2 separate regions of the Homo sapiens genome follow, and region 1 is linked to region 2. Evidence: read pairs that join two places in POLR2A ChIA-PET (ENCODE). Cell type or tissue: GM12878. All regions are shown on one strand. Each heading gives the region's core, and the rest is flanking DNA. Links, peaks and the distances in the headings are about the cores only. Region 1 overlaps ZNF639 (zinc finger protein 639). Region 2 overlaps GNB4 (G protein subunit beta 4).

Region 1 (2,582 bases), core at 83-2,582, 97 kb before region 2:
GTGAACATGAAACTAATGATCCAGAAGACTTGCATAGCCATGTGGTAAATGAGCATGCATGTAAATTAATAGAGTTAAGTGATAAGTATAACAATGGTGAACATGGACAGTATAGCCTCTTAAGCAAAATTACCTTTGACAAATGTAAAAACTTCTTTGTATGTCAAGTATGTGGTTTTCGGAGTAGACTTCACACAAATGTTAACAGGCATGTTGCTATTGAACATACAAAAATTTTTCCTCATGTTTGTGATGACTGTGGGAAAGGCTTTTCAAGTATGCTAGAATATTGCAAGCATTTAAATTCACATTTATCTGAAGGGATTTATTTATGTCAATATTGTGAATATTCAACAGGACAAATTGAAGATCTTAAAATTCATCTAGATTTCAAGCATTCAGCTGACTTGCCTCATAAATGTAGTGACTGCTTGATGAGGTTTGGAAATGAAAGGGAATTAATAAGTCACCTTCCAGTCCATGAGACAACTTGATTATTCTCTTTAACTTACAGAATGTTAGTTTAAAATAATAAATTCATCCTTTTTTTGGAGATGATTAAATGGATGATTGTAAACACAACTTATGAAATCTGCCTTTAACAAGTAACTTTTTTAAATTATAAAATTTTATTGGCATTGCTCCATTTTCTGTATATAAATATATCTTTAATGTGGTATTTTCAATTGCGTGATAGTTTGTAGTTTCAACCACTCTTGGTGACTGTCATCCTGTTTCTTCCATATTCTCTGATTTCATGAATTGAAAAGAAACAAATGTATTGAAGAAGTGAGCTACAGTTTTCCTTCCTTAACCATGGGTGCTAGTAACTTTTTAAAACTCAAGACAAGATTAGTTTTTTATGTGTGAAGTCATTAAATTATTACACGACCAGAACTAAAATGCAATATACAGTTAAGTCCACGGATACTCCCATTAATGAGAAATAACACTAGGAAGCCACTATTACAGGAAGAAAAGATTTGGTTTTCATGGCAGTCTGTTTTTTTAAAAAAAAATTTTTGAGCCACTATCTATTGTTGAATATTTTAAGATGGGATGAGGGAGGAACTAATAAGGGCTTACACAATAAAAAATAACTATATCATAACTCATTCATAACTTGATGTTTCATTTTCTGTTGAGGAACCATAAATTCATTCACAGACTTAATATTTTTTTCTTAGAGATGGTCTCGTTCTGTTGTCCAGGATGGAGTGCAGTGGTTGATCATAGCTCCCGGGCTGTAGTCTCCCAGGCTCGAGCAATCCTCCCACTTCACCCTCCTGCATAGCTAGGACTACAGGCATGTGGCACCATGCCCGCTAAGTTTTTAAATTTCTTGTAGAGATGAGATCTCGCTATGTTGCCCAGGCCAGTCTCAAACTCCTGGACTCAAGCAATCCTCCCACCTTGGCCTTCCAAATCACTGGGATTATAGGCATGAGCCATTATGCCTGACTCTTGCCCAAATTTCTGATGTCAAATTGTTCATTGACAGAAAACCCACTGAAGTATTTAAAGTTAGGAAGATCTGGGAGATAGGGGTTGCTGGCATGAAAATGTATAACTTACAACATTTATTAATAAAATGATAAATTAGCATCAATATTAGTTCGTATGGCTGCCATAACAAATTACTACAAACTGAGTTGCCTACCTAGCAGAAATTTATGGTCTCACAGTTGTGAAGGCCAGACATTCAAAATGGAGTTATTGGCAGTTGGTTCCTTCTGAGGGTTGTGGGGGAAGGATCTGTTTCAGGTCTGTCCTTGGCTTGTAGATGGATAGCCTCATGTTCACATGGTGTTCTCCCTGTGTGCAAGTCTGTCCCCCAAATTTCCTCTTTTTTTTTTTTTTTTTGCTTTTTTAATTTTTTGAGACAGAATTTCACTCTTGTCGCCCAGGCTGGAGTACAGTGGCGCGATCTCAGCTCATTGCAACCTCCGCCTCCCAGGTTCAAGTGATTCTGCTGCCTCAGCTTCCCAAGTAGCTGGGGTTAACAGGCGTCAGCCACCATGCCAGGCTAATTTTGTATTTTTAGTAGAAACGGGGTTTCACCACGTTGGCCAGGCTGGTCTCAAATTCCTGACCTCAGGTGATCCACCTGCCTCAGTCTCCCAAAGTGCTGGGATTACAGGCATGAGGCACCGCCCCAGGCCAAATTTCTTGTTTTTATAAAGACTCCAGTCATATTGATTGGATTAGGGCCCCTCCCAATGTCCTCCTTTTAACTTAAAGACCTGATCTCCAAATAAGGTCATATTCTAAGGTGCTGAGGTTTAGGACTTCAACATATGAATTTGGGAGGGAACACAATTGAGTAGCAGAGTCTGAAACAGCACTATAAAGAAGATAGAATTATATGTATCATTGCCCTCAAATTTAACAAGCACTGCTAACATTATTTTTTAGGTTTATTGATATAAGTGGAAGATCAATTTATGACCAATGATTTTCCCACTTCAAGAATTTAGTCTGTTTGGACAATGGTGGCTGCAAGTATTCTTAGAAGGTATTATTTTTATCCCCACTATTTTGTTGTATGTGCATACCTGTGTTCCTAGCAACTCACATTCCAT
Region 2 (3,033 bases), core at 318-2,817:
TGTATTTGCTTTATCTTTTGTTTTTGCTGAAGTATTTTAAAGTCAGTTACAGACATCAAGACATTTCAGCCCTAAATACTTCAATATCTACCAAACCACAATACTATTATCATAACTACCAAAATTAACAGAAATTATTTAATATCTAAAACCCAGTAGATTTTCAAATTTTCCCAACTCTTCCACCAATGTCTTTTTACATCTGATTTGTGCAAATCCAGATCCAATTAAGAACTATATAATACATTTAGCTATGTCTCTTGTCCCACCATCTAGAAGTATCCATCTCCTGCCTGCTCTTTTGCACTTTCTGACATTGACTTATTAGAGAAACTAAATCATCAGCCAGGTGCAGTTGCTCATACCTGTAATCCCAGCTCTTTGAGAGGCCGAGGCGGGTGGATCACTTGAGGCCAGGAGTTCGAGACCAGCCTGACCAATATGGCGAAACCCCATCTCTACTAAAAATACAAAAAAATTAGCCAGGCATCTTGGCAAACGCCTGTAATCTCAGCTTCTCGGGAAATTGAGGCAGGAGAATCGCTTGAACCCAGGATGCAGAGGCTGCAGTGAGCTGAGATTGCGCCACTGCACTCCAGCCTGGGTGAAGAGTGAGACTCTGTCTCAAAAAAAAAAAAAAAAGACTAAATCACTTGTCCTACACAATGTACCCCAATCTGTTTACTTCTTATGGTACTGTTTAACTTGTTTATCTTCTATACTGATTGCTTGTAAACTGGAAGGAAGTTAGATCTACCGGCTAGATTATATTCAGGTTCAATATATTTGGCAAGAATCCTTCCAGGTGATGCTGTGGACTTCATACTGTAGCACATCAGGATGAACTTAATGTTTCTTTGTGCTACTATCAGTGAAGCTAAGATTCCTCAGTGTGTTCAGCTGTTAACAGCTTAATTTGTCCACTGTGGAGTTATAATCCCTCACTCTCATCCAGCAAACAATCTGTGGAGAACCTTTCAGTTTCAAGTGGGTCTTTTCCACCAGCAGCTAAATAGGCCCAAGTCCCTCCCTTAAAAAGAAAAAGAAAAAAGAAAAAATTCCTTGACTCCACATTGCACCATCACTTACAGTCCTTTTTCTTCCCTTCACCAAGGACTTTTAAAGAGAACTGCCTACACATGACCCCACTTTCTCACATGAAATTCTCAGTTCTCAAACCTCATGTCCAGCAGGCTCCGGCTATGTTTGGGCAGGCATGATGGAAAGGGAGCGTAGTTATGAGGCAAGGGGCTGAGAAATGTTGCTAAGCTGCAAAATCAGAACCCTTGTGATGCCTGTGCCAGACAACCGCAACCTTTCTTTGGATGTCTAAAAAGAAATGTCAAAGCTGCCCTTTTTTCCCCTTTCCTTTTTGCTGCTAAAAAGAGGAACTAACTTTTCACTCTTTAAAAAAAAACACAACTGATTCATTTTGTCACTTGGGAGAGAGAACATTCTGATTACACAGATTTTTGGGTGATCTTTTCTTCTCAGCCAACAACTGTTGGATTCCTGAGAATACCAATAAAGCATGAATCTAGCACAGACCAATAGATTATAAACTACTCTAAGACAAACCTAAAGGCTGACTAGGGTAAAAAAAGGCCATAGGATGCCCCAGGTGAAGCCTAATATGGCAAGTCCTAGTAAATATGTTTTGAAGGTAAGGATCCAAAGTGGCCAAACTGTATTGACATGTGTGTACACAATATGACTATAAAAATTTTTAATTCTTGGAAACAATACTATTACATCAGGTATAGTTTAGTAAGTAGCTCCCTCAGGCTGTTTATCAGAAGCATGCGTAAATTCAGGGAAGGGCAGGTTTTTAAGGACACATTTTGACAGCAGAAGAGAAAGTCATCTAACCACTTGCCCTCCTGCAGTTCCTTTACATCCATAGTTTAATAAGAAACAGAAATCAGGGAAGTGGCAAAAGGATGTCTGAAGCTTTGTGATGTGAGGAAAAGAAAAATATGGAAAGTGGAGGGGGGGTGGAAATTGGCAAGACAGTCACCCACTACTGAAGAAATCCTCCATTGGGTCTTAGCCAGGCGGACTAACTGCAGCATCAATTAATTCAGTGTTCCTTAAAGTTTAAAATAATCAAGAGCCCAATCTGAGAAGGCAGTAAACCAAAAAAATCATTTCTCACTGATCAGACTTTTCCTGAAATAATGATAAAAACACGAAGTGATTACAGACAGAAAGTTTTCCATCTACACTAGTTATAGGCAAAACAGAAAATTGAGTGGGACTTCTCCCAATAACACAGATCTGATAAATGAACCCCAAAGATGAAGACAAACAGGCATCAAGCATGCTATTTAAAAAAAAACAAAACCCAAAAACTTTCAACATAGGGGAGCAGAATCTCCCCAAAGGCTTACCAACAGTTCAATGACCAGCTGTACCCTCCACCCCCACCACACAGACACATCCACTGCTGACAATTTTTATAATTATTCCTATATATGAGAAAACTGGGGAGATGAGAAAAGATCAACTATAAGAGCTAGCAGCTTCCAGCTGGGCATGGTGGTCCACGCTTCTAGTCTCAGCCACTCAGGAGGCTGAGTGGGGGGATCGCTTAAGCACAGGAATTTGAAGCTGCAGTAAGCTACAATCACACCACTGCACTCAAACCTGGGAAACATTTTAAAAAGAGACCCTGTCTCTAACGGTGGAAAAAAAAAAAAAGCAAGCAGCTTCAGTTGGGTAAACACAAGGTATCTATGATGAGAACATAGATACCTCAAAAGAACAAAACACCAAAAAAAAAAACAAGTCACAGACTGAGAAAAGATAGTTGTAAGCTAAAATTCAAATAATGAATTAGCATCTAGAATTTTTAAAGTAATTACTTCAAATGAATCATTAAAAAGACTAACAATCCAACAGGAAAATGTGCAAAGATATGAACTGGCAAACCACAGCAGGAAAAGCTTCAGAGGACCACATACAAATGAAAAGACACTCAACCTCAGGAATCAGGGAAATGCAAATTAAAATAAGATAGAATGTCATGCCTAT

What was found. Peaks named below come from ENCODE experiments on the same cell type or tissue, not always from the same donor. Only the 100,000 strongest peaks of a DNase experiment are listed, where the experiment ranks them.
Region 1: POLR2A ChIA-PET joins it to region 2 with 7 read pairs; 2 of 35 experiments call an interaction of 5 or more read pairs at or near these places.

What each region holds. Positions count from the first base shown.
Region 1 is chr3:179,333,929-179,336,510 of GRCh38, forward strand. It overlaps ZNF639 (zinc finger protein 639), which reads left to right. Exons shown (of 6, transcript NM_001303426.2): 6 at 1-2,582. The coding sequence ends at 494. Among named protein-coding and RNA genes, the nearest start is that of ZNF639, 12 kb to the left of the region's middle. In GM12878, for the core only: no CTCF peak of the experiment used is centred there; no DNase peak of the experiment used is centred there.
Region 2 is chr3:179,430,932-179,433,964 of GRCh38, forward strand. All of the region lies in intron 1 of GNB4 (G protein subunit beta 4), which reads right to left. Among named protein-coding and RNA genes, the nearest start is that of GNB4, 19 kb to the right of the region's middle. RefSeq lists an enhancer at 1,336-1,395. In GM12878, for the core only: no CTCF peak of the experiment used is centred there; a DNase peak (open chromatin) is centred at 1,320; H3K27ac peaks cover 305 bases.